Linked DNA regions of Homo sapiens: regions 1, 2, 3, 4 and 5 are each linked to region 6. The links are chromatin contacts, found by Hi-C or POLR2A ChIA-PET in ENCODE. All regions are on one chromosome and are shown on one strand. The core of a region is the stretch at or near the end of the contact, and the rest is flanking DNA. Distances in the headings are between cores, read along the strand shown. Region 1 holds the start of GPR155-DT (GPR155 divergent transcript). Region 2 overlaps MAP3K20 (mitogen-activated protein kinase kinase kinase 20). Region 3 has its middle 48 kb from the start of CDCA7. Region 4 holds the start of MAP3K20 (mitogen-activated protein kinase kinase kinase 20). Region 5 holds the start of WIPF1 (WAS/WASL interacting protein family member 1). Region 6 holds the start of SP3 (Sp3 transcription factor).

Region 1 (3,709 bases), core at 934-3,433, 520 kb after region 6:
CAGAGCTCTTCATTTTTCTCAGGGTGATGGTCAAATAGTTGTAGCAATGTCCAAGATTAACTTTCAATTCGTTGAAAAATTAAAAAACAAAAAAACAAAACAAAAAAAAGGGCCGGGCGCAGTGGCTCACGCCTGTAATCCCAGCACTCTGGGAGGTCGAGGCGGGCGGATCACCTGAGGTCGGGAGTTGGAGACCAGCCTGGCCAGCATGGTGAAACCCTGTCTCTACTAAAAAGACAAAAATTAGCCGGGCTTGGTGGCAGATGCCTGTAATCCCAGCTACTCGGGAAGCTGAGGCAGGAGAATCTCTTGCACCCGGGAGGCAGAGGTTGCAGTGAGCCGAGATCCTGCCATTGCCCTCCAGCCTGAGCAACAGAGCAAGACTCCGTCTCAAGAAAAAAAAAAAAAAAAAGCAATCTGCCCCTCCCCATGAGGTTTCTTTTAACGTTTCTCAGTATTATAAAAGAAATACCTGCTGAGGTAAAGTCAAAATAATCAAAATGACTTTAAAAGTTTCATTTCATCCTAATCTTTTTTAAACGGGAAGATAATATGCTTTCTAAAGCATATTTTAAAATGAACAGGAACCACAGCAAGGGAAGTTTTAAAAAAAAAATTACATCCAGCCTTTTTATCTATAAAAACAAAGCTTGTTACAGAACAAACACGTTCACAGTAAAAGACCACTCGCTGAGGCACGAACTGAAGAAATGCTACTGTACTTACAAACCGCTTCTAGCCACATCACATTTGGCTTAGATCACATAAACGAACCACTGATACTGTAAATAACTGCTATTAAGTGAAAATGCGGGGGGAAGGCGAGGGTTGACTAACTTCATAGAGAAAGCTTTAAACTCTCAGGCTATTTCTCAAACATCCAACATCCTTTATCCCGTGGGATAAGTGTAATACAGTGTGGTACTATTAGAGCACTCTTCAACATTAATAGTCGCACCATTCACCCACTCCTACCTACTTGCAGGGCGCCAAATGTCCTCCCTAGAGACCCAGGGTAGGGAGCGCTGAGCACTGCCTCCTTGCCTCGTCTGCAGGGACAGACTGTGGCCCTCCAAGATAAGGGGCGCAGAGAGTTCCTAACCGAATAGGCTGCTCGGAGAGCAGCTGCCAGCCAACCCCTGGGAAGGCAGCTGTGGAAGTGGAAAGGCAGCCAGGGGTCTTTGCCTGGCGTAAGAAAAAGGTGGTCGCTAGTCTTCCCAGGGCACGGGAGTCACAACGTCATGGTAACTAACATACCCCAAAAACGGGTAAGGGAGAAAATTTGGCGCAGTGCTCCAGGTGCCTGGGCAGAAGCCTTCGGAAGGGCCAGATACTGAGGGTACCCTCGGGATAAAGGGAAGAGTCTAAGAAAGACAGGGTGGACGCCCGTGCAGTGAGGAGCTTCCCAAACTAGGGATGGCAGTTCTGTCTCCGGAGGGGACGAGACACCCCCTCCCCCGCGCGAGCCTTCCCGGGTGATCTCACACGTTCCACAGGCAGGCGCTGCGGGGCAGAGACAGCAGGTCCAGACAACGGGCCGCGGGGCCAGGGCGCAGAGGGTCGGCGGCTGCCCACGTGCCCAGGCCTGAGGGGCAGAGGCAGGGGTACCCCGTGCCCGCAAGGGAGAACCAGGACCCAGCAGGTCCGCGCTCCAGGGGCCCCTCTCACCTGCTTCGTCTGCAACCTTGGAGTGGCGAGGAGAAGGGAGCTGGTGCTCGCAGGGTGCCAAGCAGGGAGAAGACCACCGTCATCTCCCGCCCCCAGCCCTCTTCGCCGAGCGCAACCGGGTGCCAGCTGCAGCAGCTTAGGCACGTTCCGATAAAGTAAGGTGGGGTAAGCCGATGCGGCCCTGTCAGCTCAGCCCCTCGCCGGCCGCGAGGCCCCGCCCCCGCCCCGCCTTCAGGCCCCGCTCCCTCCCAGCCCCGCCTTCAGACCCCGCCCCCAGCCCCGAACTTCCAGCAAGACGGGCCGCTTCCCGCCCTCGAGCCCCGCCCATTTCCAGGAGCCTTGAGCCCAGAGTCTCCGTCCCGCCCTCAGGCCCCACCCACAGCCTCGGGCCTCCGAGCCACACGTTCCCCAACCCCGCCTTCAGTCCCCGCCCCCTCCTCCAGCCTCGGAGCCCCAGGGTACCCGGCCCCGCCCTGCCGGCTGGGAGCCTCCCAGCCGCGATCCTCCGGGGCGGGACTTCCGGCTTCCCTGCTCCCACAAAATGGTAGCCGCCGTGGGGGATGTCCAGTTTTTTTTCCTCTTCCCAAGTACAGACGCAGAGCAGACTTGTCTTTCCGCTTAACCTCAACCTCGTGTGATCTGCCAGTTTCGCTCCCGGTTAGCCCAGGACTTTTTATAGCATAGAGTTTTAAAGCAAGGGCTTAGAATCAGACCTGGGTCAAAATCCTGCCTTCCACCTTCACCAAGGCAGTGTGACCTTGACGTTCCTACATAAGAGATTAAAATGTAAACCCTTAGCCCTGAGCTTGTTTTAGAATCTGGGCCCCGTCCATGACTGCTTCTATTCTATTGCGGTACGGGGGTGGGGTGGGGGTGGGGAACTACATGCATGTCCACTCAGTATACTGAAACTGGTTACATTGATGGAAAACTTCCAAAGCTTCTTGAAATAAAGGTATTGAAACTATCCTCACAGGGTTTATAAGAATTCTGGACAAAAATATAATTAAGCATTAATCAGGCTACACTTTGACCCACTTCCTTGTAACCCGAAAGTCGGGTAGAGCTAGATAGTACATTTGTATCCCGTTGTCCCTATAGATAGGCTTTCTGATGTTAAGAGTCGTAAGGCTTTTTAAGAATTGCTTAAAATGTTTTTCAGACGCCAAATTCCAGCGAAACAGCTGATGCCAGCCAGCTTGAAGACCCCTGCCACAGAAGAAGGGAATCAGCATGAGAATACAGCTTCTTCATCTCGCTGTCCCATGACTTCGCCCTGTACTCTTCAGCCAATTAATGATCTCCACACTTGGGACCACTCTAAAACCCTTAAGAACCTGAGACTCAAAGTCCTCCTGGAGACGAATTTGAGGTTTCCTCCTATCTGTGTTTGGTGGCCCTATGATTAAACCTCTTTCTCTTCTGCAACCTGGTGTCCCAGTGTATTAACTTGCCATGGGCATCAGACAACAAACCTATATATAGTATCCCAAATATGGTGCTCCACTTTGAAACCTGAAGAAATCCTGCAATTGAGTTAGCCTTTTGAAATAAAAATTATTTCAAATTTTAAAATATTTATATATGTTTCCACTTAAGATATCTACAAGCATTTGTTTACAACCTTTTATCTTGCTTTGCATCTTAAACATTTCTGTATGGCAATTTCCGTGTCTTCCTATCATCTCGGCCATCTTAGTGCAAAGATACAAAATTGTGTGGCTTATTAAGAAAAATTACAGTAAGCTAAGGGTAGGTTAAAGGATCTGAAACTTAGCAGGAAAAATGAGCAGAAATTAAAGCTATAAAAGGCATGGATCCTGCTCCAGTTCTCTTTGCTTCTCCTTTGTTCTCTGTCTTCCTCACTTTTAACTGCCTTCTTTGTTTCCCTTGAACCTGACTACTTAAAAAAAAAATTGAAGATCTAAATTATCTCAAGGCTAAAAGGATTTTTGTTTAGGAAGTATGAAGATTAATTCAATTAAATAAATACTTATTGAGCATTGACTATCAGGGGAATACTGGAAGATAGGCCTGCAGA
Region 2 (3,470 bases), core at 245-2,744, 750 kb before region 6:
TACAGATTATTTCCTCACCCAGATAATCAGCATAGTACCTGAATTTTTTTTTCTGACAAACCAATTTGGAAAATTTTATTAGTTCCAATAGATTGATAGGTAGATTTCCCCCCAACGCTTTATCATAAAAATGTTCAAACATAAAAGTGGAAAGAATTTTACAGTGAACACTAACATCCCACCACACACAGTCTACTGTTAACTTTTTACTGGCTTTATCACGGAGATTTTTAAAGGACTTCACTGTTTCCTTTTAGGAGTTCTTAAAAGAGAGAATTAGTTTTCTCCCTTCCTGGACAAAAAACATGAATTATCCCAACCTTAGGCCACACGATAGAAAACAGCATCTGAATCTCTCCTTGTGAATAGTTCACCGAAAATAAAGAATAGAGCTCCCTAAACCTGAGTGATCTGATGATTGTAAAATAACTACATCAGGACATTGTATCATGTTTTATTTTGTTATGGTGGGTTGAGTTTATTACTATGCTTGTAGTATCTACGTTTTCTCTTAAATATCTCCTTTCTTAAGTCCCAGCGAATGATTACTTATTTTCTCTTCTTCAGAAACGGCCATCATTCAAGCAAATCATTTCAATCCTGGAGTCCATGTCAAATGACACGAGCCTTCCTGACAAGTGTAACTCATTCCTACACAACAAGGCGGAGTGGAGGTGGGTAGCCCCGACAGCAGGCCACAGCGTCTGGCTTTCAAAGACCATCACTCGTCTCAATGAAGAAGTGAACCAGAGATCTGAATGACAGTCCTGATTTCTGACCATAGCTTAGGGAAAAAGAAAAGGTTTTTTTTATGATTTTGGAACTCTTATAAGTCCTGCATTTCATAAGCAAGAAATAGTGTTTCTCCAAGCTTGTTGCCTTGTGTAAGTATTTGAAAAGAATATTGAGGCCGGTCGCGGTGGCTCACGCCTGTAATCCCAGCTCTTTGGGAGGCCAAGGCAGGCAGATCACCTGAGGTCAGGAGTTTGAGACCACCTTGACCAACATGGAGAAACCCTGTCTCTACTAAAAATACAAAAAATTAGCCAGGTGTGGTGGCACATGCCTGTAATCCCAGCTACTCAGGAGGCTGAGGCAGGAGAATCACTTGAACCTGGAGGCAGAGGTTGCAGTGAGCCGAGATCATGCCATTGCACTCCAGCCTGAGCAACAAGAGTGAAAAACTCCATCTCAAAAAAAAAAAAATTGAAATCCTGTCTTCTGAGACAAAAGATGGTTACCAGACATTTCTCTGTGTTTACTTTGTTAGGAAGCTTTGTCCTCTGTTGTGTAAGAAACAAGAATACTGTTTACCTTGAAATTCGCTGAGCACTGTGTCTGCTAGTGAAGGGGGATAGGGAGACATCAAAAATACTCTTAAAAGAAAACTTGATATCATAAATCCTATTAAAGCTTGTTAAATAAATTTAGTAATGAGAAAATTGTATTGCATGAGTGGAAGAGTAAACCCAGGATGAAACATTTGAGCCAGGTCACATGATGCATGACTATAAATAGCATGTTTGGAAGCTGACATTATTCCCCCCCTGACTCAGCGGAGATTTAGGTAACTTCATCTCTGCTCCCGATAGCCGTGGGCAGTAACATGACGCCTTACGCCATCTGCTGATGCCAAATGAATACTGCATGCACTTTGAAAATTACTGCGTTGTTTACTCCTGTTACTAGATACTTCTTTGGGCTTTCTGTTTGTTGTTTTACAATAACCTTATTTATTTTTATTCCTTTGAAATATCTTATCTAGGGCTAGTGAGGTAAATGAATTTTTATTTAGGGATACAAAAATTATACAGTGAGCTCAAGTCTAGGTATAAGGGACTTTTTTCTGGGCTGAGATAATTAACAAAACAGAACATTTAAGTAATATTTGTTTTTTGCAGTAAGAGATCAGTATACATGTCATCAGATCATTCTCCTTTAAAATCCATATATGAGTTCCCATTACTCTTAAGACAAAGACCAGAATACTTGGCACAGTGGCTCATGCCTGTAATCCCAGCACTTCAGGAGGCCAAGGCTGGTGGATTACTTGAGCCCAGGAGTTCAAGCCCAGCCTGGTGACAGAGCAAGAATCATTCTCAAGAAATGAAAAGGACCAGAATACTTAAGAAGACTCACCAGACCCTCATTACTGTGGCCTCACCAGTGTCAGCTTAAGAAGATCATTCTCCCCTTAATTTCTGGCTTTCAGTCCCTCAACAGATGCGTATTTCTCCCCTTTTCAGGATCTTTACAAGCAGTTTCCTCTCTTTGAAGCTTATCCCATTTCAGCTGTGTACCACGCCTGCCGTCACACCCCACCTTAACTCCTGTTCATCATTCACATGGCAGTTGAATAACACGTCTGCAGGGAAACACTTCCTGACCCCAGGCCAGATCAGGTTCCACTTTATGTGCTCTGAGAGCATCTCCTTCATAGGCTTTGCTGCTATTGGAATTAAGAAGTAATTCGGGCCAGGCACAGTGGCTCACGCCTGTAATCCCAGCACTTTGGGAGGCCAAGTCAGGTGGATCAACGTCAGGAGATCGAGACCATACTGGCTAACACGGTGAAACCCCATCTCTACTAAAAATACAAAAAATTAGCCAGGCATGGTGGCGGGTGCCTGTAGTCCCAGCTACTTGGGAGGCTGAGGCAGGAGAATGGCGTGAACCCGGGAGGCAGAGGTTGCAGTGAGCTGAGATCGCGCCACTGCACTCCAGCCTGGGCGACACAGCAAGACTCCGTCTCAAAAAAAAAGAAGTAATTCGGCAGTTAGTTGTTTAATGTGTGTCTCACGGGCTGAAATATAAGAGAGGCAGACAATCACGTTTGTTCATCACTCACAGCATCAAAATGTGCCTTGAACACAGCATTTGCTCCGTAAATATTTGGGGAAGCAAGAGAGAAAATTACCATGGTGGTAATAATATAAAAAGAGATTGTGATATTATACAAGAGAATATAAATATGTATGTTTGCCATGACAAAAGTACTTCTTATGTTCATTCATTCATTATCCATTCATTGAACTTCTGCTGGTGTGAGAACGACTGTTGCCATTCGGGTACTGGGCTGTAGCGATGAGCACAAGAGTCCCAGGGCATGTGGAGCTCTCCAGCCCGAGTGTCCAATGTTAAACTATTAAATATATTCAAAACTATCGCATTTCTATTTTGACAAGTATTATGACAGAGAAATATACTAGATGTCTGAGAGCATATGGCCATGAAATCTGATCTAGTCCAAGGACATAGTAAAAGGATTTTGGAGAAAATGCTATTTGATCTATTACCGAAGGGATTAGTAAGATTTTAATACCAAGATAGGGAGTCTTTTAAAGTATGTCAACAAGGCCAGGCGTGGTAGCTCACACCTGTAATCCCAACACTTTGGGAGGCCGAAGTGAAAGACTGCTTGAGCCCAGAAGTTCAAGACTAGCCTGAGCAACGTAGACCTCATCTCTACT
Region 3 (3,286 bases), core at 572-3,071, 560 kb before region 6:
CTCTGGAACAAATGTATTCACTTAGAATTAGGTTTCTTCTTTTAGCTTCAGCCAAACGCCCTCAGTGCCACACAGGTTTCCCTCTCCTCCCTTTCTCCTTCCCCTCCCCTCCTCTTCTCTCCTTTCTCCAGTATTTATCCTCATAGAAGTGGAAGGACTGGCGTTTAGAAGGAGAGAGGAATATGTCAGTCCTTCAAGGACAACGTACAGGTTCCCTTTGCCCTACAGGGGGCAGACCCTATCATTTCCTAGCTGACACATTTGGCCTCACGGGCTCTCTTCTGGAACCCTTGAGTTCAGAAAGGGTTGAACACTGCCCATTTCCTGCTGCAGTCCCTTCCAGGAGTTCTGTTCCCATGCCTGTAAGCAGTCATTTGGAGTTGCCTAAGAAATCTTTAAGAACTTCACAATATTGAAATCAACTCTTTCAAATGGCATGAAGAATTTTTTGGTTATTAACTCCACCATCTCCCGTTAGCTAAGCTCATTTGTTTTCCCTTGAGAGAAGAGCTCTTCTAGCATCTAATCATACCTAATCTTTCTGCAAAGTTGTTTTCCTAAAAAATTGTGTAAATCAAGTTTTTGTAAATCTAGTCATATGTTTTATGCATCAGGGGAACTTGGAATGTAAAGGAATCTCATGGTGTATGCATACTTCTGTAAAATGAAGATTTGCTCCCTTATTTATTCATTTTTGTAAATCTGAATAATTATTTACTGAGTTGAAGGAGGTATGCCTTTATTTAGGCTTTTGCATTTGGTATCTTTCCATTTTTTATTTTCAAGGTGCCCCAAAATGGCCACACATTCCACCTTTGGAGGAGGAAAACACAGCCAACATGCTCCCTAATTCTAAGTCATAAAGAGCCTCGAAATTCTGTGCCAGTAGTTCATAAGGAGTCCTCGTTTGATCTAGAAAACCAGCAGAAAACCTTGCCGCTGTCCCACAGGAGAGATACACATTTCACACTGACTGGGTTCTACTCCTTCCTTCTTTCCCTTCTTCTTCTCCTTTAGCAAATGAAAAGATGCACAGTACTTGCGATTTCAAATAGAATGGTGTCTGTTAAAGCTTTACCTAGGAGGAATTCCCCAAATCAAGGGACATGGAATTACTCAGCCACAGGAATTCTGGAGAATCCGGTCTCTGAAGATGAAGCTAGAAATGAGCAAAGGTTTACTGTTCGTTGTTTTCCTCGGCAGACAGCGCAGGGTCCTTATGGCATGGAAAGGCTGAGCTGTTGGAGCAGAGTGAAACCTGATTCCCAACATCTGTGCTCTAGACCCCACTCCGAAGGGGGACTTTCTGGAGGTATTTTTCTACTCTCCGTCCCCTGGGTCCCAATTAAGGGAAACACTTTTTTTAGACATGTTATTATCCCATGATAGAAAAGCAGGACTCACTGTTCCTCCTTCCCTCCTTCCCTCCTTTCTTCCTTCCCTCCCTCCCTCCCTCCCTCTCTCCCTCCCTTCCTCACTTTTTCCTTTCTTCCTTTCCCCCATCTAGATGAGCAATGCAAAAGGTCTGGTATTTGAGAAATGTAATTATATTAGTGATAAACTTCATGGTTTAATTTGGGAAATCTCCCAAACCTAAATTCCCAGCCCGGAGGAGTCCAATTAGATCTGGGCTGGGAAAACTAGAATATATTTCAGCGAAGGGGAAATAACCAAGGGGAAGCGAGAACCGCGAATGGCCAAACACTGATGTCGGCTCAAGTCCTCCTCGGAAAATGCCTGTGTATGAGGATAAAGTGGCTGGTGGAAAGTTCACTCAATCAGGGCTGCACGGTCTTGTGGAATAAAATACGTCCAGACAGGGTTACGACGTGCTTTGGATTCCAGCAGGGGGAGCTCTGACTCTGGAAACCGGTCAGTGGCCACCGAACGCTGTTTCACCGGGTCTAGACCTTTGGAGATCAGCGTTCTCTGGTCGCCAAGGTTGGTAACAAGGTCCGTGGGTAATGTCGCTGAACCAGAAACAGAGGTCTCCCTTTGCACAGTCCCCGGTGAGGAAAGCAGTTAACACCTCTGTAGAAACACAGCTGAAGAGGCATTTTAGGAGCAGGTGACCAAAGTCTTACAAAGGCAGCCGGGAAAAAGTCAGGGATGGAAATTAAAGCCCCCGTTTCCTCCTCTTTTTCCCTTCCATACCCCTAGGCATAACTGTTTCTCACTCGGGGGCTGAGCTCTGATATGACATCCTGTGAGGATACCTTTAGCAGGGGGAGCCACAACCCCAATTTTAAAAACTGCCTGTGGTTGGGATGAGCTAGATTTCCTGATGCCATCAGTCAGCTCTGGGCACTGCTGCGCCCTGCTGCTCTCACTTTGGGTGCCTAGGAAGGAGAAACACAATACCTTCGTGCTGTAGCTACATCAGTGCCAAGAGACCCCACTTCCCACGTCTTCTGGACTTGGCTCAGAAGCATCTGCAGAGAGACAAGGAAGCCCCACAAAATGTGGACAAATGCCATTCCAGCCCATGAAATAGCTGAGAAAGAGGGGCTCGGCACAGCATTTTCTAAGCTACGTTGTGTGAAAGGTTGCTGGACCCTAAGGGGCTCCCAGGTATTTATTTCATGCGGTAAAAAGTGTTCTGATGTCAGAGTCTGAGAAAGCCTGTAGGCACTATCTGTGCATTCCCCACTCCCCCAACTTTTGTGGAAAGAAATCTTGTTACAAGTCCTATAAGTTCTACAGTCCAAACAAACAAATGAAAAAGCCCACTTAAATTTGTCTGATCCAGCACTTCCAAAACTTATCTGACCATGACGACCATGACATTTTGTCTTTTCCTTTCCACAAAGCACCTATGTTCTAGGCACTTGTGTCTTGTGGAGCATACCTTGAGAAATACTGAGTATGCATAAAAGAGCAAAGTTCTAGGGGTGAAGAAACTTCTGCATTCCTGTAGATCGGTTCTGATCCTAACGTCTGCTATGATTCTTTTTTTAAGATGGTATTTCGCTCTTGTTGCCCAGGCTAGAGTGCAGTAGTGCAATCTCGGCTCACTGCAACGTCCGCTTCCCAGGCTCAAGCGATTCTCCTGCCTCAGCCTCCTGAGTAGCTGGCATTATAAGAACCCACCACCACACCTGGCTAATTTTTGTATTTTTAGTAGAGATGGGGTTTCACCATGTTGGCCAGGCTGGTCTCGAACTCCTGACCTCAGGTGATCCGCCCCCCTCAGCCTCCCAAAGTGCTTGGATTACAGGCGTGAGCCACTGCGCCAGGCCTGCAGCTATGATTTTTGACATCACGTAGCCTCTCTGAACCTCAGTTT
Region 4 (3,338 bases), core at 408-2,907, 890 kb before region 6:
ATTATTTTATTAGACCTGCATTATACATTTTTTTAGCATGGCAATTTTCATCAATTCTAATTTCTCAGTTACCAAAATAAAATTTATTAATGCTAAAATCTCCAGTCCTTATCAAAGGGCAAATTAATCAGACTAATAAATTGTTTTTTAACCTCTACTCATTCATCCCTCAACTTTCATATCTTTAACCTATTGAATGACTTACAAATTTTCTATTTCACTCTTGACCTCTTTCCTGAATTTCAGTTTCATATTTCAGTTGCTGCATCTCTACCTGTTTTTACTCCTATGACCTCAAACTCAACATGAAGCCAGCTTCCCTTTCACGTATTCCTATTTTTGTCAATGACACCATCATTCTTCCAGTCATCCAGGTCTGAGATCTTGGCATCATCTCTCTTCTTCTTCTCTTCTAAATCTTGTGGGTTACCAATTTCTGTGGCCTCTTGCTGAAACGTTTAATATTTCTCTCAATTCCATTTCTTCTTTTTTTTTTTTTTTTTTTTTTTTTTTTTTTTTTGAGACAGAGTCTCACTTTCATCCAGGCTGGAGTGCAGTGGCGCGACTGTGGTTCACTTTAGCCTCGACTTCCCCAGCTCAAGCGATTCTCCCACCTCAGCCTCCCGAGTAGCTGGGACTATAGATGTATGCCACCACATCAGGCTAATTTTCTGATTTTTTTGGAGATGAGGTCTCACTGTGTTACCCAGCCAGGTCTCAAGCAATCCTCTCAGCTTGGCCTCCCAAAGTGCTGGGATTACAGGTACCATGCCCAGCCCATTTCTTCTTTTTAATTCCATTTCCTACATCCTAACTCAGGTCCTCATGATCCCACAACCGGGTGGTGACAATATCTACTACTCATCCTGGTTCCATCCTAGCAACCCAACCTACAACTACTGTGGACTACTCTCTCAAAATTACCATTTAAACAGAATCACAAACCCCCATTTCACCCCTTTGATTCTAATTTTTCACAGCTCCCAGTGTCCATGGATAATAAAATTCAAATTCAAAATCCTGAATAATGTTGCCCATGCCCTTGCAACCTCCTCTCACTTTTCCTTCACAGAACCATCCTCCCCAATCAGAAATTTCTTTTCTTCCCAACGCCCACCTCCACCTTTGGCTTAGGCCTGTAACGGACTCTGGCTCCTCTTCTGAATTCTGCTCTGTTAAAATTAGCAACTAGAGCAGCAGACCACGGCCCCTCCTCAAAATTCCAGAGGTACCTACTGATCTTTCTAGAGAGGCAGCCTTCAGACCTATGTTCCCAGAAATCTCTACGTTTGTGCCTTTCCCAACTAGAGAATTAACTCTTGCGGGGCACAAAACAGCCTCTATTTCTTTGCGTCCCCAGCGCCTGTTTGTTGAAGACTGAGTTGAAGGAGTAGCAGGTGGTGTTAATTTGTCAAAAAGATGAGTTAAGGTGCTGGGGGCGAGGGGGAACACCCCCACGGCCCTCCCCCCACAGCAAGGCAGGTGTGTCTGGGGGCCTCGGCGGGTGCCGGGGCGCGGGGCGGATGGTGCCCCCCGGGCGCAGGCCAGGGAGGCCCGAGCGCCTTCCCCACGCCCCGCTCGCCCGCGCGTGTGAGGGGAGGGCGGCCCAGCCGTTTCGCGCCGGGAGGTAGGTGGTGCTGTTGCCGTGACTGTCTTCCTCATTGGCGCCGTGCAGAGAGGCGGAATGTTCAACTCCTAACTGCAGCGGAAACGTGGGAGCCGCGCGGGCCGCTGTCGTCCCAACCCCCGCCGCCCTCGTCGCGCGCGGGGCCTCCGCGCCCCCGGCTGCTGCTCACGCCCCGCCCGGGAGCCAGGTAGGGGTCAGGCTGGAGCCCGCGGAGGGCGGGGAGGGAGGGGGCGAGGCCCGCCGCGCTCGCGAGTCGTCCCTGCGTCTCGGGGCCGAGGCTCCGCCGGAGCCCGGGAGTCTAGGCGGCCTCGGGAGGCTCCTCGGGGCTCCCCTCCCCGACCCAGGGCCCGCCCGGCGGCGGCGGCCGGAGCGAGCGGGCGGGCGAGCGAGCGAGCGTTCGCGGCGCCCGGGAAGTCCTCGCGGGACCTTGGCCGCGGCGCCGCCAAGTGCGGTTCGGGAGAGTTCGGGCCGGTCCCATGGAGAAGTTGGCGCCTGGAGGCGCGGGCGCAGGCCGGAGCGGCCCCGGCTTTCGCGGTCCCGGGCGTGCGGCACGGGCAGGGGCTCCGCGAGCAGCAGAGCCGGCCAAGCAGCGGGTGACTGGGGCACTGTCGGGAGGCGAACCGCGAGGCCCCCAAATCAGGGTAGGGTGCAGGCCACTTCCCAGCACTCGCTGTGCGTGCGAGGAGGGACGACGAACTTCTGCTTTTCTAAGAACTCGACCGCGAGCGGTGTTGCTTCCCATCCATTTTCCTTCATTCTGTTTTCCTCACACAATTAGGCCATGCGAATAACCAGCAGGAACAATGAACACTAAAGATTAGTTTTAAAAACATGCGTAAATGTATCCAGAGCCACCGCTCCCCGCCCTTCCTGCCCCGGGCTTGGGCAGCATGAAGCGCCCGCCCTCTCGGGCTTCCCCCTTTCCTCCCACCGGAGCCGGGGATGTCTCCTTTGGCGACCCTCAGGCAGCGGCTTTTTGTGGGCTCCCAGACCTGCACCAGGCCCAGAAGTGCTTACCCAGGCCGTCGCCTCGTCTGGCCTCGCTTGCCCATGACAGCTTTCAGAAAACTTTAATTCAGGACTGGCTAGATGACATCCGATTGCCTAAAAAATTTTTTTAAAAAGTTATCTCTGTTAGATCGCTGAAAATGTTATGTTTCTGATGCGCTTTGAGATCGCGCATAAGTACTGTTTATGGGGAACTTAATTACTATTTTTGTTAGTTTCTGTAATAATGAAAGCAACACAATTTAGGGGCCCATTCCAAGTATGGTACAGTAAGCAGCTCTCGATACTGGTGTGTGAGAATCGTCTTACAGAGTGAATTTGAGGATGTTTGACTTAAGATTGTTGAAAACTGTACTCCTTCTTTAACCCCGAAGCTGTTTTGGAAGAGCCTTCTTGCTTCCTCGACCTTCGTTGAAATGAACAGCTAGGATTTAGTGGATCCAAACCTCCAAACACGTTTAAAGACAAAAATAAACAAGTGATTCAAGGCTAGTTAATGTCCTCTTTGTAGTAGGCCTATCTCCACAGTGAAATTTCACTTGTTTTTCAATTTTCCAAAAAAAAAAAAAAAAAAAAGTGATGGCTGCATTTTAATTATGGTTATGGTCATTTGTAGAGTCTTTGTTTTAAATTCCTGCTACTATAGTGAGAGATTTAGGAGATTGTAAATGAATACGAATTTAGTTTGGGAAAACAGAATTAA
Region 5 (3,422 bases), core at 456-2,955, 630 kb after region 6:
TGCTCGATCCCAGGAACTAATTTTCACCACAGGGAGTTCTCTGAATATTTCAGTCCACCCAGAGTATGTGTAACCCTTAAAAGGTTAGATATTAGAGTAGCTGAAGCGCTATGAGCAAATAGCCCATGAATAAACTTTTCAAAGAGCAATAGAAAACCTGACTTAGTGAAAAATGACTTTCAGGTAAGTCATTTAATGACCTTAGACTGATAAAAGGAAGAGTTTTGACATGATGATATTCCAGTACAGAAGAACAAAGCTTGATAAAGTTAACACATAGCACTGTAGTCCAAGTGAATTGTAAGAGTATGATTTCCACACAGATCAACCTCAAAACCTTTTCCCAGTTTCTCATCTTCCTTTCTCACTGTCCTGTCCTATTCTTTCCCCAGTCTTTCATCTTTCTCTCTACCAAGCTGTCTTACTTTGCTTAGTTAGAATCTTTCAGTAGCCTTTTCATTTACCACCTCTCCATTCTCTACTACATATACTAGTTATGCCATTAAATTATTTAAAATAACTTGTATGCCTGTAATCCCAGCACTTTGGGAGGCCGAGGCGGGCAGATCACTTGAGGTCAGGAGTTTGAGACCAGCCTGACCAACATGATGAAACCCTGTCTCTACTAAAAATACAAAAACAAAAAAAACAAAAAACTTGTACTTAGTGACTAAAGTTATATGTGCCTTCTGAGTTTTTTAAAGCTTTATTTTATATTTCTTCACGGGGAGAAAGGAACATAAGTCAAATTGTTTCTTCCTACATATTCTAGAAAAAAGTTTTTTAATGTAAAAAGTTTCCTTAGTTCTGCTCTATAAGCCTCTGAGTAGATGGCTTGAAATTTTAAAAATCACAATATTTTATGCCAAAACATTAATCATATTAAACATAAAGTTATAACTAATGCTGTAGAATTTGATTTGCGATAGTAATTGTGCACACACTGTTATAACAGGAATAGACTTATTCTAAAAGACAAATCGTATTATAAAAGACTCTGCTTAGAAATGGTTTAGTTTGAGTTTTGAACTTAAATAGCACATTGGCAGCAACAGAACTGCAACAGCTTAGTTCCATGGTATTTTCGTTTGAAGCTTCCAATGGCTCCTTGTACTTTAAAGCACTTATTGTTGCTGGCCACACCAAAGATTCAAAGGCAGTTGTGTGGACAACTGTATCATACACCAAAAGGATATATTTACCGACATAAGCCCCCAATTTAAATGGGAAAATAAATTCCTGTGGATCCAAACTTGTCCAGTGGTCAAAAAAATTCTATTGAAAATCTTGCTTACATTTTGGCTCAAAGCATAAGTTATGAATCATTCACAATCACCATAGTGGTGAAACTAGCATTCTGGGCAACAGGAATAGCTCACATGGTGCTCTACAGAAAAATTAAACAACTTTATCTTGACATACTATGGTCCATTAAAAGCCATTTAGTTCTTCCCTGTAGCTGATAAATGAAATAAACTTAGTTTGAATATAATTTTTCTTACCGTTAAAGGGTACTGCAGGGAGCCATGGTCAGGGACACAGGCAGACAGAGGGCCAGCGGGACAGGAGCCAAGAGAGAAAACTGTCCCTGAAAAAGGTATCATCTTCTAACGCAAGTGTGGGGTCGTTTTTGGACAGCCATTTTGGACAAGCTCTGGCCTCTTGTTAAATGTGACATACTGAGTCAGAGGCAGACGTCCTTCTGTGGTTATTCGCTTCCTGTCTGATTAATTTGTTGTTTGTTGTTCCTTCCTCCTTTGCTGCAGAAAAAGAAACTAGATTGGTTTTGCTTAAGAAGCAAGCAAGAAAAAAAACCTAAATTAAAAAAAATTAAATGTTTCTCCTCCCCACAAGGTGTAATACACAGCTATTTGGTACAGTGACAAGAGGAGATGAGCACCTCCACTCAGTGAAGAGTCCAACTTTATTCTAGATATTCCCACAAAAATAACTGTTCATGGAACTTGAGATTCCTTTAGGAAAATTATATTTGAAAGTATCACTGTAAATACTGACTATTCCATTGAGTAATAGGGAAAAGAGTCACTCAAGAAAGAAAAGCTCTTACCTACCTTACCTTATCGCTTCATTAGGCTAAGGGCTTCTTCTCATTTACAGGGCATTCAAGTGTGTGGGGAGAAAGTTACAAATGCAGGTAAAGAGAGCAGGTCAGGTGTATGAAGGCAAATGAGGTTCTTTTTTTGGTTTTGTTTTATTTATTTCTTTTTTTTTAGAGAGACAGTCTTGCTGTCACTTAGGCTGGAGTGCAGTGGCGTAATCATAGCTCCCTGTGGCCCTGACCTCCTGGGTTCGAGCAATCCTCCAGCCTCAGCCTCCTGAGTAGCTGAGACTACAGGCATATGCCACTGCACCTGGCTAATTTATTTTATTTTTATATTTGGTAGAGATGGGATCTTGCTTTGTTGCCCAGCCTGGTCTTGCACTCCTAGCTTCAAAGTGATCCTTCCATCTTAGCTTCCCAGATTGCTGGGATTACAGGCTTGAGCTACCATACTTGGCAGCAAATGAGTTTTGAAACGTGATTTTGGTGCCCAAGTCAGGGTAATAATATACAGCTTAAGTCAGCTGCAGATCCATAGCTTTCTATGCCAAATGTTTCTGTCCCCCACACTTAATGGGATAACAGTAACTCTCCTAGAAGATGCTTGACAAAAGCATAGAGATAAAGAGGGTGGAAGGAAGAAAGTCAGATTTCTCATTATTAAAGAACTCAAGAGGTGGATGGCAATGGAATACATGTAGAAAACATTTTATCAAAACCTTGAGTTATGTATAGAACGATCTGAAAATGCTCATAATTTTTTCTTAACCCATCTTAAAGGTTCAGACTTACATATGCAACACATAGTATATAACTCTGAGAAAACAGTAACAGTCAAAGAATTTAAAAGAGAGGCATATTTCAGAAACTAGCTTCATTGTAAAATCTGAATGTTGGGTCCTGATTCTGCTAGGATCAGAGGCCAGAGGCATGAAAAGAACGTATGTTGTCTAACATTGCCTTACCTGTAAAGTGATGGAACTGGGCTAGATGAGTAATTTTCAACTCAGGTAGCTGTTGGGGGTGGTGAGCAGTGAGTGGGAATGGTGGGGGCAGGGGCCTGTAGCATTCAGTGGGTGGGGCCAGGAATGGGAAATTTCCTATGGTGCTTATGACAGTCCCACCCAAAATACCAGAAGTGCTCCTACTGGGGAGTACTGGGACAGATGATGTCTAAGGATCTTTTAAACTCAAAATTCCCTGAGATAGGAGTCTAATTGCATGAGCAGATTCATGATGCCAGGCCATGGGCACAGTTCCTGGAGTGGAGTACCCAAGAATAAGTGACTGAGAGTCCTCTGCTTTGCCTGGAGCCCCTTGAAGGCAGGGACCGCCTCTTGTCTAACTCTGGCCTGGTGTC
Region 6 (3,238 bases), core at 389-2,888:
GGGGGCGGGCCGCGCGCGGGACTTACCGCTCCGGCGGCGGCGGGGGCCCCGGCTGCGGCGGCCGCCTCCTCCTCGTCGTCGCCCGGCGATGGCGGCCCTATCTTGCTGCAGGTAGCGGCCAGCAGAGCGAGCGGTGACGGCTGAGTGTCCTACCCCCAATGGGCGGGTTCAGAGAGGGAGACAGGGGGAGGGGGTGGCGGTTAGGGTCGGGCCGCCTTTCGCACAGGAAGTACGACTCGGTCCCCGCCGACTGCGCCCGGGCAAGCGCCAGCCCGCGCTCTCCTCCTCCTCCTCCTCCTCCTCCTGGTCCCGCCGCCAGCCCACGCCTGGCGTCCCCCGCTCCAAGCACCCCGGCTCCCCGGTCCGCGGGCAGGCGGGCGGCGGGCTGCGCGCCGGGCCTCCGCCTTCCGCCCGGAACCCACCCCCGGGAGGGCACGCTGGGGCCCACACTCACACGCGCACAAAAAGGCGGCAGGCGGGCGAGGCGGGGCGGCGCGGGCGGGGTCGGAGCGTTGGCGCCTCGGGCGGGCAGCTCCCGGGGCGGGGGGAGGGGAGTGGAGGGGAGGGGAGAGACGAGGAGGGAGGGGTGAGGCGAGGAGGGAGGGGAGAGGCGAGGGGAGGAGAAAGCGGCGCGAGGGGGGAGCCGGGCCGGGGTTCAGCCGCTCCTCACCTGGGCCGCCGCTGCCGCCGCCACCGCACCGTTTCCGTGCTGTTGCTGCTGCTGCAGATACTCGCCGTGGCCGCCGCCGCCGCCACCGCCGCCGCCGCTATCCACGTCCAAGGCAGCCATTTCCTCTTGTTTCACGGGCTTTTCGGGAGCTGCAGGCACAGCGCGGGGGGGTGGGGGTGGGGAGGAAGGCGGGTGGCGGAGAGGGAGGGGGCCCGCGGGCCGAAGCGAAATTACTCCCAAAGCCCGGACCCAGGCCCCTTCCCCTCCCCCACCCGCCCCCCGGCGGCGGCGGCGGCGGCGGCTCCCTCCTCCCCTCCTGCTGCTGCCCCCGCCCGCCGCTGCCTGTAACCCTCCTCCTCCTCCTCTTTCCCTCCTCCTCCTCCTCCCCGCGCTGCCCCTGCCCCCTCTCCTCTCCTCCCCTTTCCCTTCGCGCCGCTCGCTCTCACTCGCGCTCGCTCCTCTCGCACCGTCAGTCACTCACACACGCCCGCCCGCGCCCGCACACAGGGGGATGCGCTCCCGGCGGACCGGGCCGCCCGCCCCGGGGCCTGGCGGGGAGACGGCGTTGCTGGGGCTTCGGGGGTGGACGGTGGCTGGCGGGGAGGGGAGGGAGGCGCAGGGGAGTGCAGCTTTCTGCCTCTCACAGACACTCGGTCGCACACACGGGGCCGAGACCGGCGGCAGCGGCCCCGGGCTGGCTGTGGTCGGCGGCAGCGGCGGCGGCGGCAGCAGCAAGGGTTGCTCTCTCGGCTTTACGTACCGGTCATAGTGTGTTTAGGGCACCTCAGGCGGGGCTCCCCGCCGCCTTACACATGGTGAGGAGCGAAGGCGGCGGCGGCGGGAGAGGATGCGGGAAGCGGCGGCGGACACGGCCGGAGCGGTCCGGGGATTTTTTTTTCCTATTTTGATTGACTGTGCGGGAAACACAAAAGGTGGAGCCTCCAGCCCAAAAGGGGGGAAGAGGGTGACAGCCCGCCCGGAACTCCCGCCCCTCTTCTTGGCTCTCATTCGCCGCCGTGCTCTTTGTCGGCTGTGCTCATTGGTCCAGGCGCCTGTCCGTCGGTCTGCCAGGCGGCGCGCTTCCTGTTTGCCCCCGGGTGGAAGGGGAGAGACAATGAGCGGCCGTGGCAGCGTAGGTTTTCGAGAGCGGCTACGGCTCGCCGGTTACCCCGCTGTGCCCGCCTCCCTCGCCGGCTGCCGCTGCCAGGCCCGAGGCGCAGGCCTCCTCCACCTTGCAGGCGCTCGGAGCAGGCCTAGCCAAGCTGTAGGGGAGCTGAGCTGGGGAGGAAATTCGTCCCCGGTGACTCCTGCTCCACTGGACGCTTCCTCCATCCCGGCAGCAGTCTTGGCCGGATCTCCCCAGGGCCTCGCGCTCTTGGAGCCGCCGCTTCCCTGCGCTGCCAGGAGGCCACCGCTGCTCAGCCCCGGGGCTGCTGCTGCGGCCGCTGCCGCTACTGAGCAAACCAGACCCGCCCCACGAGCCCGGGGGGAGGGAGCTGGTATTAGGGGAGACACCCCCTCCGAGGCTGGAGGAGGATTTTTCTCTCTCACATCCAGCTTCCTGATTCAGTCACAGCCATCTCGCTCCCAGCCCCCTTAGCCCCAGTTTTCCAACCGGTCTCCCACTTTCACGTACCCTGAAGGCAGGCATTTAAAGCAAAAAAGAAATCTCAAGTCACCTCACATACGGAAGGAGAGTTTTAATTTTGGCCAGTGGCACCAAAACGGGCACTTAAAAGTATATTTCATTTTACTTGTGGTATGTGTATGTATTCAGTGGGGCAGAATTCTGTGTTTTAAAAAATCGGTCACATAACCATTTTGCTGCACAAACGTATTATTCCCGGCCTCTTTATCCTCTTGGTACCAAGTCAGATATCTCCTGAAATAAGCCCATCAACCACTGCCAACGTTTTTTAAAGTCGTGAACCGGTGAACTACCTTTTTTCCCCCATTGGAACATTTTTGTTGTATTTTAAAATCTTGTTTCTCTTACTGGATTAGGTTAACACTCCTTCCTTCTTTGGCATCCTTGGTATCTTGCTGTCATCCTGGGGGAAAATGCTCAGGTTTTAAGTGTGTGTTTTGCCAACTAAGAGACATCTCTCCCTGTTACCTTCAAGTATAGTTGCCAAGAAAGAAGTTAAATTCAAGAGGTGGAAACACTGTCCACAATACCTGTTTTTTAGAAATCTGGCTCAAGATTCAGTTTTCCCATTACTGTGATTATTATATTTTGTGTGATATGTGATGTGCTGGTGGATGAGGTTGTGAAGTCCAAGCACTTTAACCAGATTTTGTGTGTCCTAACTTAATAGGTAATCCATTTGTGAGATACTGAGTTTACATCCCAGTTCCAAAGCACTTAACCGCCTATGCTGACAGGATCAGAAACATTGTATGGTTACTTTGCTCTTAATTGTACAAAGATCAAATTTCCAGGGAATTAACCTAAAAACCACAAACATGCGGAAACGAGACTCAAAATTCTGAGTCCAAGAATAGGGTTCATCTCTTCTAATAGTCCTTGTAGTCTCATATTTAAGTGGAAAAGTCACTTTCAAAGTT

Evidence for each region. Hi-C counts contacts between places; a loop is a spot of excess contacts on that map. ChIA-PET counts read pairs that join two places held with the same protein, here RNA polymerase II (POLR2A). Pooled maps may share reads with other maps.
Region 1: a loop to region 6 is called in a map of gastrocnemius medialis, with 7 times the contacts of the local background. The contact joins the promoter of GPR155-DT here to the promoter of SP3 in region 6. A Hi-C loop is called at or near these places in 6 of 168 maps with a recorded cell type or tissue (CD4-positive, alpha-beta memory T cell, CD8-positive, alpha-beta T cell, gastrocnemius medialis and 2 more), 11 of 37 single-sample maps with no recorded cell type and 22 of 50 pooled maps. POLR2A ChIA-PET finds 5 or more read pairs at or near these places in 2 of 52 experiments (H1 and activated CD8-positive, alpha-beta T cell).
Region 2: a loop to region 6 is called in a map of sigmoid colon, with 3 times the contacts of the local background. The contact joins the enhancer-like site here to the promoter of SP3 in region 6. A Hi-C loop is called at or near these places in 1 of 168 maps with a recorded cell type or tissue (sigmoid colon) and 3 of 50 pooled maps. POLR2A ChIA-PET finds 5 or more read pairs at or near these places in 2 of 52 experiments (H1 and activated T-cell).
Region 3: a loop to region 6 is called in a map of IMR-90, with 13 times the contacts of the local background. The contact joins the enhancer-like site here to the promoter of SP3 in region 6. A Hi-C loop is called at or near these places in 4 of 168 maps with a recorded cell type or tissue (IMR-90, PC-9, chondrocyte and 1 more) and 13 of 50 pooled maps. POLR2A ChIA-PET finds 5 or more read pairs at or near these places in 3 of 52 experiments (A549, WTC11 and activated CD4-positive, alpha-beta T cell).
Region 4: a loop to region 6 is called in a map of ascending aorta, with 2.4 times the contacts of the local background. The contact joins the promoter of MAP3K20 here to the promoter of SP3 in region 6. A Hi-C loop is called at or near these places in 1 of 168 maps with a recorded cell type or tissue (ascending aorta), 1 of 37 single-sample maps with no recorded cell type and 8 of 50 pooled maps.
Region 5: a loop to region 6 is called in a map of OCI-LY7, with 6 times the contacts of the local background. The contact joins the promoter of WIPF1 here to the promoter of SP3 in region 6. A Hi-C loop is called at or near these places in 9 of 168 maps with a recorded cell type or tissue (B cell, CD4-positive, alpha-beta memory T cell, CD8-positive, alpha-beta T cell and 4 more), 18 of 37 single-sample maps with no recorded cell type and 17 of 50 pooled maps. POLR2A ChIA-PET finds 5 or more read pairs at or near these places in 5 of 52 experiments (activated B cell, activated CD4-positive, alpha-beta T cell and activated T-cell).

What each region holds. Positions count from the first base shown.
Region 1 is chr2:174,485,205-174,488,913 of GRCh38, forward strand. It overlaps GPR155-DT (GPR155 divergent transcript), which reads left to right and starts at 2,184. Exons shown (of 3, transcript NR_183819.1): 1 at 2,184-2,212; 2 at 2,831-3,709. It overlaps GPR155 (G protein-coupled receptor 155), which reads right to left and starts at 1,825. Exons shown (of 16, transcript NM_152529.7): 1 at 1,669-1,825. RefSeq lists silencers at 1,340-1,522, 1,786-1,965 and an enhancer at 1,376-1,445.
Region 2 is chr2:173,209,162-173,212,631 of GRCh38, forward strand. It overlaps MAP3K20 (mitogen-activated protein kinase kinase kinase 20), which reads left to right. Exons shown (of 20, transcript NM_016653.3): 10 at 568-674. MAP3K20-AS1 (MAP3K20 antisense RNA 1) reads right to left here. Exons shown (of 8, transcript NR_033882.1): 6 at 486-784. Among named protein-coding and RNA genes, the nearest start is that of MAP3K20-AS1, 71 kb to the right of the region's middle. Within about 2 kb of position 1,495, at least 10 of the 41 ENCODE cell types and tissues checked have a DNase peak (open chromatin) inside an H3K27ac peak, as active enhancers do.
Region 3 is chr2:173,400,735-173,404,020 of GRCh38, forward strand. No RefSeq gene overlaps it. Among named protein-coding and RNA genes, the nearest start is that of CDCA7, 48 kb to the left of the region's middle. RefSeq lists a silencer at 1,762-1,931. Within about 2 kb of position 1,822, at least 2 of the 41 ENCODE cell types and tissues checked have a DNase peak (open chromatin) inside an H3K27ac peak, as active enhancers do.
Region 4 is chr2:173,074,189-173,077,526 of GRCh38, forward strand. MAP3K20 (mitogen-activated protein kinase kinase kinase 20) reads left to right here and starts at 1,658. Exons shown (of 20, transcript NM_016653.3): 1 at 1,658-1,814. RefSeq lists silencers at 1,353-1,402, 1,483-2,222.
Region 5 is chr2:174,596,099-174,599,520 of GRCh38, forward strand. WIPF1 (WAS/WASL interacting protein family member 1) reads right to left here and starts at 1,706. Exons shown (of 8, transcript NM_001375834.1): 1 at 1,503-1,706. RefSeq lists an enhancer at 1,729-1,908.
Region 6 is chr2:173,963,735-173,966,972 of GRCh38, forward strand. SP3 (Sp3 transcription factor) reads right to left here and starts at 1,639. Exons shown (of 7, transcript NM_003111.5): 1 at 1,431-1,639; 2 at 671-819; 3 at 27-149. The coding sequence starts at 1,437. RefSeq lists enhancers at 1-153, 154-976 and silencers at 1-86, 217-706, 1,037-1,316, 1,817-1,886.